Linked DNA regions of Homo sapiens: region 1 is linked to region 2. The links are chromatin loops, found by intact Hi-C in ENCODE. Cell type or tissue: breast epithelium. All regions are shown on one strand. Each heading gives the region's core, and the rest is flanking DNA. Links, peaks and the distances in the headings are about the cores only. Region 1 overlaps TGFBR2 (transforming growth factor beta receptor 2). Region 2 has its middle 18 kb from the start of TGFBR2.

What was found. Hi-C counts contacts between places; a loop is a spot of excess contacts. Peaks named below come from ENCODE experiments on the same cell type or tissue, not always from the same donor. Only the 100,000 strongest peaks of a DNase experiment are listed, where the experiment ranks them.
Region 1: a loop joins it to region 2, with 26 times the contacts of the local background. A loop is called at or near these places in 3 of 110 quality-filtered maps.

What each region holds. Positions count from the first base shown.
Region 1 is chr3:30,661,195-30,667,680 of GRCh38, forward strand. All of the region lies in intron 3 of TGFBR2 (transforming growth factor beta receptor 2), which reads left to right. Among named protein-coding and RNA genes, the nearest start is that of TGFBR2, 58 kb to the left of the region's middle. In breast epithelium, for the core only: no CTCF peak of the experiment used is centred there; no DNase peak of the experiment used is centred there; H3K27ac peaks cover 1,126 bases.
Region 2 is chr3:30,585,582-30,592,067 of GRCh38, forward strand. No RefSeq gene overlaps it. Among named protein-coding and RNA genes, the nearest start is that of TGFBR2, 18 kb to the right of the region's middle. In breast epithelium, for the core only: no CTCF peak of the experiment used is centred there; no DNase peak of the experiment used is centred there.

The DNA.
Region 1 (6,486 bases), core at 996-5,995, 76 kb after region 2:
CTAACAAAACCTAAGCTTTTAGTAGTCAGAAAACTGCAATAACACAGAAAAGAAAATGAAAAAAAATCTTGTTCCAAAGAACATATATCAGGTGTGAAACTCTCTTTGTGGGAGGACAGATGTGTCATCATTTCCTGGACAAAGCCTGGTACCTTGTAGGCACCCTCCTAATGTTGGTTGCCCTCCTTTTAAAGTCAGAGCAAGAGAAGTAGCAGGAATCTATATCCTAAGGAGGAACATAAAGGGTGAAAAGCACAGTGGAAGGGATGCCTAAAAGAGCAAAGGCTGAATCAGGGTTTTAATGGCCTGAAATGACCAATTTTCTAAAACTTGACAGGTAGATGTAAAATCAGACATATAGGTTCAAACAATCGATTGCAAAGGAGCACTTGTCAAAACACTGGCTGGGAATCTGCTCATGTGATGAAGACCCCAGGGTTTAGAGGTGAGTTAAGGTCATTTTGAAATCAGGATGATCTGGCTGAAAGAATCAAAACAAAACAGAAAGAACAAACCATCAGGAGCCTTAAACTCCACTTGGTGGAAGAGGAGGTGAGAGTCCTGCTGTAATCTTTGCTACACAAGTTATATTCCAAGTATTATATCTGTGTCTATCAAAACACATGATGAAGAATCTTAAATAGCAAGCGTGGTTTCAGAGAACAGATCACTTTACCCTTAGAAAAAAGGTCCTGGCATTTATTGGGCGCTATATGCTGGGCAGGCTGATTTTAGGGTCTGATAAATCTGTCAGACTTTAGAGTCTCATCAATGTATCTCTTGAAAAGTAACCGAGGAAAACATGGCTGTTCAACCTGAAAATGAAATGATCTAGGGGTTGTGAGTTTCATATCCAGCAGGAGTTTAATAGTTCTCATCCCATAGAAAACGGATTCATTTTGTTACTTTTTGCTTTAGAGAACAGCAGAAGGACCAATAATAGAAGCACACAGAGGCTACATTTGACTTAATGTAAAGAATAATTTTAAACATATCCCAATATTTAGACTTTATCCCAATATATCTGCAGTTAGAAATATTGTGATTTGATTATGGAATGATAACAAAGGAATGATGTCCTTCTACCATAACATTTTCAGGCAGAGGTTTCACCTCTACCTCTCATGGGTATTCTAGAAAGAGATTATCATACTGGATTAGAATACATGCAAGGCTTTTCCATCTGGGAGAGAGATAAGAAGGAAATAATACAAAGGAGACTGTGCCATGGGATAGGAGAGGTGGCGAATAGCTTTGTTCTGAAATATGTGCAGTTGGAATAAAACAACCACATTGATTGGAGAGAAGACTTCTTTCATCATTTGAGGAAAAAATACTCTCAAAATATATCCAGAATGTCAAACAGTGCTATCAATAGCTAGAAGTTAAATTAAATCCTTCATTGCTAGTGAGCTTACTGTCCTTTTGTTGTTTAATTGAAATGACTTTTTATTGTTTGCCTAAATTGGTGTGCTTTTTACTAGGATGATGGATGGGGAAGCATATCTCATTCTACACTCCTCCACCAGTTAATTGACTAGAAAATTATCATGGGCCATTTTCTCATTGGCTAGTGCTGAATACAGCTGTACCAGAGCTTTGCAAACAATTCCACTAAGAAATTTTTTGTAGGAGGAAAGCATCTCTATGGCAGAGTACCAAAGAACTTAACTTTATTTTTGCTAAACTGTTTAGCAAGAATAAAATTTACCTCTGAAACTTGAATGTGTAAATGAATCACTGAGAGAACTTTTAAATGTAGATTCTGATTCAGTTAGTTGAGGACAGCGCTAAGACTCTGCATTTCCAGTAAGTTCCCAGGGGATGCTGATGACTGCTGGTCTGCGGGCACACTTAGAATAACGAGGTGACAAGTTATTCTTTATGTAACATGCCAACAAAATTTTTAAAGGTACAGAAAATGATGGCAAGATCTTTGAACTCTGCAATATGAAGCATATATGTGAGTGCTTAGCTTTCACTCTCTTTCTGTGTGTGTGTGTGTGTATACAGATACTAAGACACAGATACATTCACATATATACATCTAAATATATATACAGTACAGTCCATATTCAGATTTCTTCAAGGTTAATGGGTCTATTGTTTAAATTCGGAATCCAGTCAAGGACAACACATTAAAATTGATTGTTTTGCCTCTACAGTGTGTTTTTTTGGTTTTCATGACATTGACTTTGATTTGAATAGGTCAGACCATTTCATGTACTTTATAAAGGCACTTTGTAGATTTGTCTGATGATTTGATTAATTCAGATTAAACATTTTTTAAAGATTCTGGTGTTTTTATTGTAGGAAGTTTTTTTAAAACAGTAATTCTGCAAAAAAGCAAGGTTTGCCATTTGTATTCAGTCATATTAGTAGCAAGACGACTACAGATGCATACTTGGATGATAAAACAAGTTTAAAAGCTCAAGAAAATGATAACTATAAAAGCCAGGAATAGTGATTACTTTTTAGAGGAAGGGAGGGATCTCCGATTGAGTTGGGGAACATGAACAGACTTCTGGGGTGGCCAGCAAAATTATATTTTCTGACCTGACCAGTGGTTACAAGAGTGTTGATCTTATAGTAATTCACTAAGCCAGACACTTGTTTTATGCACTTTTCTGTATCTGTGTTTTATTTTGGAATGAATTCTTTTTCACAAGAGAGAAATCAGAGTAATTTCTCTAGTTTTGAGGGCCATACTGTGCTCTTGGGCCAAGTATATTATTTTAAATACCCTTAGGAGAAAGGAAAGAGGAAGAGAGGGCTAACTTTTTTGGGGGGGGGAGTTGGGGGGGCAGGGGGAGATGTTCTCGTTCTGTTGCCCAGGCTAAAATGCAGTGGCACCATTATAGCTCACTGCAGTCTTGAACTTCTGGGCTCGTGATCCTCCTGCCTCAGCCTTTTAAGTAGCTCAGATTACATGCCCACACCACCACATCCAGCTAATTTTTTTTTTTTTTTATACAGACAGGGTCTCAATATATTGCCCAGGCTGGTGTCAAACTCCTGGGCTCAAGTGATCCTCCCACCTCAGCCTCACGAAGTGCTGGGATTACAGGTGTGAGGCACCATATCTTCCCCCCATTTTTTTTTAATCATCTGAGTGGCTTCAAAGCTTTTGTTCTTTCCATACCACCAAGCTATCTCCTTAACAATGAACTGTGAGATCCATTTAATAATTCTGAAAATTTCCAGTCACTTCTGTCACTCATAGAGGCCAGACTTAGTTGCAAATAAGGAGCCATTTGCAAATGTCAGAGTCTTGTTACATAAATATTTTTTTAAAGACAAATGTCAAATTCTTTTTTTTTCTGTCTTCCAAAGATAAATGTTAGTATGCCATAAAAAAAAATACAAACTGGCAGAAAACCTCAAGGGGAAATCCTGTGGTATACTTTCCTTTGGAGTGATTGAAAAGTAAACAATTTGTCTTATAACTTGAGTATGCATGTGCGCACACACATGCACACGCGCGTGCGCGCACACACACGTTGCTCTCAGCCTCTTTTATGTCCTTTGTTATGCCGACACCAGTTCCTAAAAGGAACTTAAAACTGAACCTCCCTAATCCACTATTTTAAATAAAAGTCACTTGGTTAAAAAAATAAAAGCATTAAATTAAGGCCAACTTGGTAAATAAAATCCTATGTGGATCAGTTAATGTGTCTTGATAAAAAGCAAATCAACATAGCTGAATTTGGGAGATAGGCTCCTACTTTAATATTTGAAGTAGTTTGGCAATTCCTCCACTCGGTAAAGGAGTTTAGGGTGAACATTTAGTGGGATACTAATTTATCCGAGCAATAGAAAGGGACGTGGATGACAGTTTTTCGCACACCTTGGTGTATTAGTGCACTAATGAGCCTCAGATGCCAAGAGAGATTCTTGTGAAGTTGGCAGTGAAGCTCTAGCCGCAAGGATGTTCACATGCCAGCATGTTCACCTAAAGCGAGAGTATATATGCAACTGGCTGAGATCCAAAGAAGGAAACTGTGCTAAAGAGAGATAGCTGAGGGGAAGGAAGAACTTCCTGTCTCAAGTCATGTTAATTATAACATTAAAAGGACAGCATTCATTTATTGAGTACTTACTAGGAACAACTTTTACTTAACAAGAATACTTATTTACTAAGTAGACAAAAATGTTGTAGAAGCAACCAAGGTTCAGTATCCTCCTCTGTAAAACGGGGGTAAGAGAATCTAACTCATACATAGGGTTATTGGAGAAATAAAGTAGATCATGTTTACAAAATAAATTGTCCGGTGCCTAACCCAACAAAGCACATCGTATATGAGTTATCTTTCTTATTGTTACAAGATTTCAAAGGAGGGCTTCTCCTCAAATTCTACACTGCGGAGCTCCCTTCCCACTCCACAGAAGCTCCGACAGCATCCACAGTTGTCCATGTGCAGCACAACAAATCAAGCCAGGCAGATCTCCCATTGGCACTAGTTACCAACTTCCTAGAGAAACCCATCAATCTCAAAATTCCTGCTCTAGCAAGTCCTGGAAAAGAGACTAGAGCCCAAATGCCTTCACTCTGCCAAGGGAGCTTCCCTTTTTGTGTGTCTGTGCCATGGACTTCTTGAAGTAGGGAAGCCTGTGGACCCCTTCTCACTGTGATGTTTTTTAAATGCATAAAATAGAACATGGAGTATTTCAAAGAAAACCAATTACATTGAAATACAATGACCAAATATTTTAAAAATGAATTTGTGTTATAGTAATATATGTTTCTATAATAATGCTTTAAATAACAATAGCAGCAGATCTAAACAATTGAAATGTCTAAATGGTGAGCGTAAGTCACATGCTGAGACGTCTGCAACAACAAACTCATAGGTACAGCTGATACTAGGAAATATTAATTTTTAATTAAAGGTTAGAGAAAATAAAAAAAGATGCAATTTTTGCCCATTCAAATTCACAGACCCACTGAACTCTATTTATGGAACCCAGGCTAAAAATGTTTACTATTATAGCCTCATTTTTTTATGGGCCTTGGATAAATTCCACCCTTATTTTTAATGCCCTTCAGAGCTATATCTGGTTCAATGTTATTACTATTCATGGAAGGTCCCAATAGTGCAACAATTATGTTTTGAGCTCTGCTAAGATCTAGGCCATGAGAATAGGCTCTGAGAAAAGAAAAAGATTTGGGGGTTCTCCTTCACATAAAACTTTTTATTTCCTGGCAGGAAAAAGATGCATATTTACAGAGACACTACTAAACTGTGGTTCTTAGTTCAGAACAAAGGAATATAATCCCCATACCCAAAATATACTCCTTTAGACACATTATACAAGAATTGCCAATGTCAGTCGGTGGATGGCTGTAAAATCACTTAGTCCAGGCTACACTAAAGAAAAACACTTTATCAAATTGGGAGCTTATATAAAGTCATTCTTCCCCTCCCCCGCAACCCCTACCCCCCCATCCCCGCCCGCACAAACACAGGGTCTTGCTCTGTTACCCAGGCTGGAATGCAGTGGCAGGATCATAGTGTGCTGCCGCCTTGAACTCCTGCCTCAAGTAAAGTAATCCTCCTGCCTCAGCCACCGTAATAGCTGGGACTACAGGAAGCACCACAGTGTCTGGCTAATTTTTTTTTTTTTTAAGTTTGTGTAGAGACAGTCTCACTATGTTGCCCAGGCTAGTCTCAAACTCCTAGGCTCAAGTGATTCTCCCGCCAAAGTGCTAGGATTTCAGGTGTGAGCCACCACACCCAGCCTAAGGTCATTGCCATTCTTAGTTGGCTCTCACCAATATGAAGTTTAGAGATCAGGTATGGGGTTGAGATCAGAAGTCTCTCCAATCAGGCAATGCTCATTGTAAATACCAGCTTTGCTGTTGCCTAAATTTATCATCTGGGAAAATTACTTAAACTGTCTGATCTTTAGCTTCCCTATCTGTAAAATGGGGTTTATAATAATAGCAGTTTCTACCTCATAGGGTTTTTCTATCAATTAAATTTAAATATTCTATAAAATCCTTAGCACACAGCCAGGAACTTAGTAAGTGTTCAGTTTATGAGTTTCTCTGTAACTGGCGGCTGATGAAAAGAAGCATTTCCTGTTGGTCTTCGACTAAAGGAGATGCTGGCTTGTACCTACACCAACAGCTGTTGGGTTTTCTAGTAGCAACCCAAGGGTTAATACTGCCAGAGGGTGTGGGTGGCTCCTGTTTAGATAAAGCCACATCCCAAAGCTTCCTTCCAGCCCTGGTTGCTATTGTTAGAGTTTTTCACCACCTCTTTGAAGTTTCAAGATTGACAGATGTTATTCAAGAATTCCTCCCCCTCAAATTTTTTAAGTGTAAGTCTTCTAAAGAAATAACAGGAAATTTTAGGAGAAAGTAAAACTTTGGTTTCTGACATTGAACTGGGGATTTCTAGAATCTTCTTCAGTCAGTGCCACACATAAACTTAAGGGGATTTCTGTTTTTGTGTTTCCTTTAGGCTAAAAAGGAATTGAAAT
Region 2 (6,486 bases), core at 780-5,779:
CTAGGGGTGTAGTCAATCTCATACAAACCTTATGTCTGTTATTTGGGGTAAAGAGTGAAACAAATCCGTGAGGGACCACCAGAATGTCCCCTGCTAAGGGAGATAAAGCAGTATTTCTAAAGCATACTGGCATACTGTTTACTTGCGCTGATATTATGTCCAGTCATATGAAAATATATGGTTCTTGTACTGGAAGAAATCACATTAGACTGTATAAAATTTACCCATAAGGAAATTACAGTCTAGGAGAGGAGATAGTGAAATGATGAATAAATGCAATATTGTGTGATAAGAATCACATAATCAAAACATAATCTTGGAATTACATATGGCTTGAATTCAAGCTCTGCTATACTGTAGTGGTGAGGCCGTAAACACATTTCTTGTGCTATGTTGGTGTTCGCCCTCAGCGTTACCTTCATGTTTGCTAGATGGCTACAGGGGATCCAACCATCTCCTCATACAGCCATGTCAATAGACCTCAAAGGGAAAGTTAAGATGTTAATTATAGGGGACAGTGGGTGGGAGGTATATGGGAACTCTTTGTACTGTCTTTCCATTTTTCTGTAAATCTATAACCATTCTAAGTAATCAAGTGTATTTTTGAACAGAAAAAAAAATGAAAGTTATGCATCTCTTGTTAAAAGCAACAAAATTCTGTCAGAATCCACTCTTCTCCTATTTACCCACTATCAGCACACTTCCTCTTATTTGGCCAGAATTGCCATGTCTTAACCTCTAGATGTCAAAGCTAGCAAAACGGCACGATTGGCCCAAACTAATTAATATTTATCCTCTGAAATGTTCAGGGAAGAGGCTCTTTTTCTAGGATATGTGGATACACAGTGAAAAAACACTTGAACAAAATATGGAAGGAAATCCAGGAAGGAAAATTATGTGAGGTTAAGGGGTGGGAATGGGTTAGATTCACTTGGGAAGGCAATCAAAATACCTTCTAAACCACCCTCACAGTTAGTGTATGAAAGGAGCTTAGCATAGTGTATAGTAATGTAAGAGCTCAATAAACGGTTATTAATGTTATCATAAAAATATTTGATTTGATCTGATCGGGGCAGCTTTCCACAAGATGAGTCACTCTGACCATTGAAGACAGAGGCAATGTGAAATTTCCCAGTTGAGAAATGACAAAGGAAGGAAGCCAGAGTTAGTGAGGATGGGGAAGGTGGACAATTAAGGAGATGCTAAGTACTCAATTTCCAGTTTGGGTATGGAAGAGGAGTCTAGAACGACCTCAAGCTTGCTGGCATGATGGAACTAATGTCGGTAGATGCTGGTGTCATTTGTTAAAAAACGAATGCCAGAGAAGTGTCTGGTTTGATTACAGAGGCAGAGGTGCCAGTTCTGGGAGGAACATGATAAATTTGAGGTGTCTGCAGGACATTCTAGTGCAGATTTAATTGCAGTGCAGACTGCTACCACTTATTTAGTAGTTTGGCATTCATTTGGTCAACGAATATTTGTTGTATACCAGTAGTTTGGCATTCATTTGGTCAACAAACATTTGTTGTATACCTACTATATAGTTGGGACTAAGTTTAATCATTTATAAGCATTCTCTTATGTAATCTTTGCAATAGTTGGCCAGTGATCTCCAGCCATCACTTTTGAGGCCAATTTTGGAATCCATTCACTGCTGCATCACTGATAGTTAATTATCTTGTTGGCAGCAATATTCTCAAGCACAAAGGCCACATTGTGTGTGTTAACCCAGGAGTGTTTTTATCTGTCTCTCATTATAATTAGAATCAGGCCTGCACCCTCATTAACTATTTCTCTTTCCATGGACATTGGAGAACCTGGCAAACAAATGCTTGAAAATGCACTGAGTGCAATTGACTAATGAAATACCAGTTTCAAATACCTATAAAGAAAAAGCTTAATGTTATACATACATATATATATAAAAACTTTTATGTTATATATATGTGCATATATATGTAACTTAACACGTATCTGTGCTTTACAAGTTATAAAGAGTTTTCATAGATACGGTCACATTTGATTTTCAAGAAAACATTGACAGACACAATTTTTAAATTAAACTTTTATTTTGAGATAATTGTAGATTCACATATAGTTATAAGAAATAATGCAGAGAGAGTACATATACTCCAATTGAGTTTTCCCTCAGTGATAACACTGCAAAAATGCAGTGCCATATCATGCAGTGACAAGATATTGATATCGATACAGTCAAGATGCAGAACATGTCTGTCACCACCAGCTTCCTCATGTTGCCTCTTCATAGTCACACCTACTCCCTACTGCCTTGCCCCCTCCTTAACCCTTGGCAACCACTAATCTGTTCTCCATTTTCATATTTTTGTAATTTCAAGAGTATTATAAATAGAAACATATACCATGTAAGTTTTTGCCATCAACTTTATTTCATTGGGATATTTATCTCGATATGTATCCAGGCTGCTGCATGTATCAGTGTAGTTCATTTTCTTTTATTGCTAAGTACTATTCCCTTGGCATAGATGTATCACAGTTTGTTTAATCATTCACTAGTTGAATGACTTCTGTGTTATTTCCAGTTTGAGGCTATTAGAAATTATCTGCTATAAACATTCTCGTTCATTTTTTTGTGGGAACACACATCATCATTTTTCTGGAATACATACCCAGGAGTGAAATTGTTGGGTTACATGAAAATTGCATGTTTAATTATTGTTAAAACTGCCAGACTGTTTTCTAAAATGGCTGTATTGTTTTACGTTCCCACCAATGATGTCTGAGTGAATCCGTTTCTCTTTATCCTCACTAGAATTTGATGTTGTCATTACTTTTTTCAGATTTATTTATTTTTATTATTTATGTATTTTTTTTTTGAGACGGAGTCTCGCTGTAGCCCAGATTGGAGTGCAGTGGCGTGATCTCGGCTCACTGCAGTCTCCGCCCCCTGGGGTTCGCGCCATTCTCCTGCCTCAGCCTCCCGAGTAGCTGGGACTACAGGCGCCCACCACCACGCCTGGCTAATTTTTTTGTGTGTGTTTTTAGTAGAGATGGGGTTTCACCCTGTTAGCCAGGATGGTCTCAATCTCCTGACCTCGTGATCCGCCCGCCTCGGCCTCCCAAAGTTCTGAGATTACAGGCGTGAGCCACCACGCCTGGCCCTTTTTTCAGGTTTATTGAGGCATAACTGACAAGTAAAAATTGTATACGTTTAAAGTATACAACGTGATGTTTTGATATAGGTACCACTACCAAGCTAATGAACATATTCATTACCCTACATAATTCCTTTTGTGTGTGTGTGGGTGTGGTGAGAACATTTAAGATCTAATCTCTTGGCAAATTTCAATATACAATACATTATTATTTCTTATAAACACCATGCTATATATTAGATCTCTAGAATTATTTGTCCTGCATAACTGAAACATTGTGCCTTTGACCAATATTTCTCCATTTCCCCCACTTTCAGCCCCTGGCAACCACCATTGTACTGTCTGCTTCTATGAGTCCAACTTTTTCAGATTTTACATAGAAGTGAGATTTACTGTAAGATCCAACAGTCCCACTTTTGGGTATATATCCAAAGGAAAGATGAAATCAGTATTCCAAAAAGATATTTTCACTCCTATGTTCATTACAGCATTATTCACAGTAGAAAAAAATATGACATCAACCTAAATGTCCATTGACAGATGAATGGATGAATGGATAAACACACACACACACACACACACACACACACACACACACACACATTTCTATGCACAATGAAATATTATTCAGGCTTTAAAAAGAAGAAAATCCTGTTATATGTAACCACATGAATGAAACTGGAAGACACTGTACTAAGTGAAAAAATCTAAGTACAGAAAGACAATGTTGTTAGTTTTATTTTAGCCATACTTGTAGGTATTTAATGATATTTCATCGTGGTTATAATTTGCAATTCGTTAAAGGCTAATGATGTTGAACATCTTTTTATGTGCTTGTTTGCCATTTGTATGTATTCTTTGGTGAAATGTACCCTCGCTTTTTTGGCTCATGTTTTAGTTTCATTGTTTGCTTTGTACTACTGAGTTTTGAGAATTCTTTTTATATTATAGATACTAGTCCTGTATCACATATGTGGTTTGCAAATGTTTTCTTGCTTTCTGTAGCTTGTCTTTTTTTTCCTTCTCAACAAGGTCTTCACAGAGCAAACTTTTAAATTATGAAATCTAATTTATTAATTTTTTCTATTATGAATGTGCCTTTCTTCTCGAGACTATAAACTCTTTGCCTAAAGCTAGATTCCAAAGACTGGTCCTCCTATTTTTCTAAAACTCTAATAGCTGTACTTTCTACATTAAGTCTGTAATTCATTTTGAGTTAATTTTTGTATAAAATACGAGTTAGTTTGAGGGTTTGTGTGTGTGTGTTTGTGTGTGTGTGTGTGTATGTGTGTGTGGGGTTTTTTTGCATATGGAAATCCAAAGTCCAAATGGTCCAGCACCATTTGTAGAAAAGGCTATCTTTCCTCAATTAAATTGCTTTTCTATGTTAGTAAAAAATTATTTGGGCATATTTATGTGAGTCTATTTCTAGGCTTTATTTCTGGTCTTGATTACTGTAGCTTGAAGACTGTTTTCTTTATTTCTATTATTTTCTTTCAAAATTGTTTTAGCTATTTTCTTTGCCTTTCCATATAAATTTTGGAATACATTTTCTGTTAATATTTTATATCTACAAAAATATTGCTGATATTTTGATAGGAAACACACTAAAGATGTCAATTCTTAAATTGACATCTTTAAGAATTGGTATCTTTTAAGAATTGACATCTTTACTATTTTGAGTATTACAATCTGTGGACCTGATACATCTCTCCATTCATGATCTTTCTTAATTTCTTTCAACAATGTTGTCTGGTTTTTAGCTTACAAGTTCTATATGTTGTTCAATTTACGCCCCAGTATTTCATTTCATTTTTGAGCTATGTAAAGGGTATTGTATTTTTACTTTTAGTGCCTATATGTTCATTGTTAGAAAATACGGAGATACATTTGATATTTGTTATCTTGTAGCTTGTGACCTTGCTGAACTCACCTATTATTTCTTGAAGTTGTTTTTATTTTGTAGCTTGTCAATAACAAATTAGAACAGTTTTCACTTTTCCTTTCTGATCTGTATGCCATTTATTTATTTATTTATTTATTTATTTATTTATTTATTTTTGCCTTTTTGCACTGGCTAAAAATCTAATACTATGTTGAATAAGAATGTGAGAGTGAACACTCTTCCTCGTTTTTACAAGTTTTTTATGGATGCTCTTTATAAAGTTAAGTAAGTTCTCCTACATTACTATTTTTGAGAGTTTTTTAAAAATCAGAAGTGGATATTTACTTTTGTCAAACGCTTTTTCTACGTGAATTGATGTAATTATATAATTTTTATTTTGTAGCCTGTTGATTTGATGGATTACACTGATTGATTTATGATATTGAACCATTTTGTGTTCATACAATAAACCCTATTTGGTCATGCTATTTCACTCATTTACTATGTTGTTGAATGATATTTGCTAATATCGCATTAAGCATTTTTGCATCTATATTCATAAGTGTATTAATCTTTAATTTTTTTTGTACTGTCTTTGTCTGGTTTTTGTATTAGGACAATACCAGCTTCAGTAAATGAACTGGAAAGTGCTCCCTCCTTTTCTATTTTCCAGAATGGAGTGCATAGAATTGGTGTTAATTCTTTAAATACTTGGTAGAATCCTTCATTGAAACCATCTGGGACTGAAAATTCCTTTTTTGGAGTTTTTTTTTTTTTTTTTTTTGAGACGGAGTCTCGCTCTGTCGCCCAGGCTGGAGTGCAGTGGCGCCATCTCAGCTCACTGCAAGCTCCGCCTCCCGGGTTCACGCCATTCTCCTGTCTCAGCCTCCCGAGTAGCTGGGACTACAGGCGTCACCGCGCCTGGCTAACTTTTTGTATTTTTAGTAGAGACGGGGTTTCATCATGTTAGCCGGGATGGTCTCGATCTCCTGACCTTGTGATCCGCCCACCTCGGCCTCCCAAAGTGCTGGGATTACAGGCGTGAGCCACCGCGCCAGGCCCTTTTTTGGAGTTTTAAAATTACAAATTCAATTTGCTTAATAGTTAGAGATCTATTCGCATTATCTATTTTATGGTTAGTGGATTGGGGTAGTTTATGCTTTTCAAGGAATTGACCCCTATTATCTAAGTTGTCAAATTATATGGGTAGAGTTGTCCATGGTGTTCCAATATCCTTTGATGTCTGCAGAGTCTGCACGTGGCATCCCCATTTCATCCTGATATTGGTAATTTGTGTTTTCACTCCATTTTTCTTTGTCAAGCTTGCTAGAGTTTTGTCAATTTTATCCATCTTTTCCAATAAACTGTTCTCTGTTTCACTGATATTTTTCCTATAGTTTTCTATTTTCAATTTTATTGATTTTTTGTTCTTATCTTTATTGCTTCATTTATTCTGCTTGCTCTGAG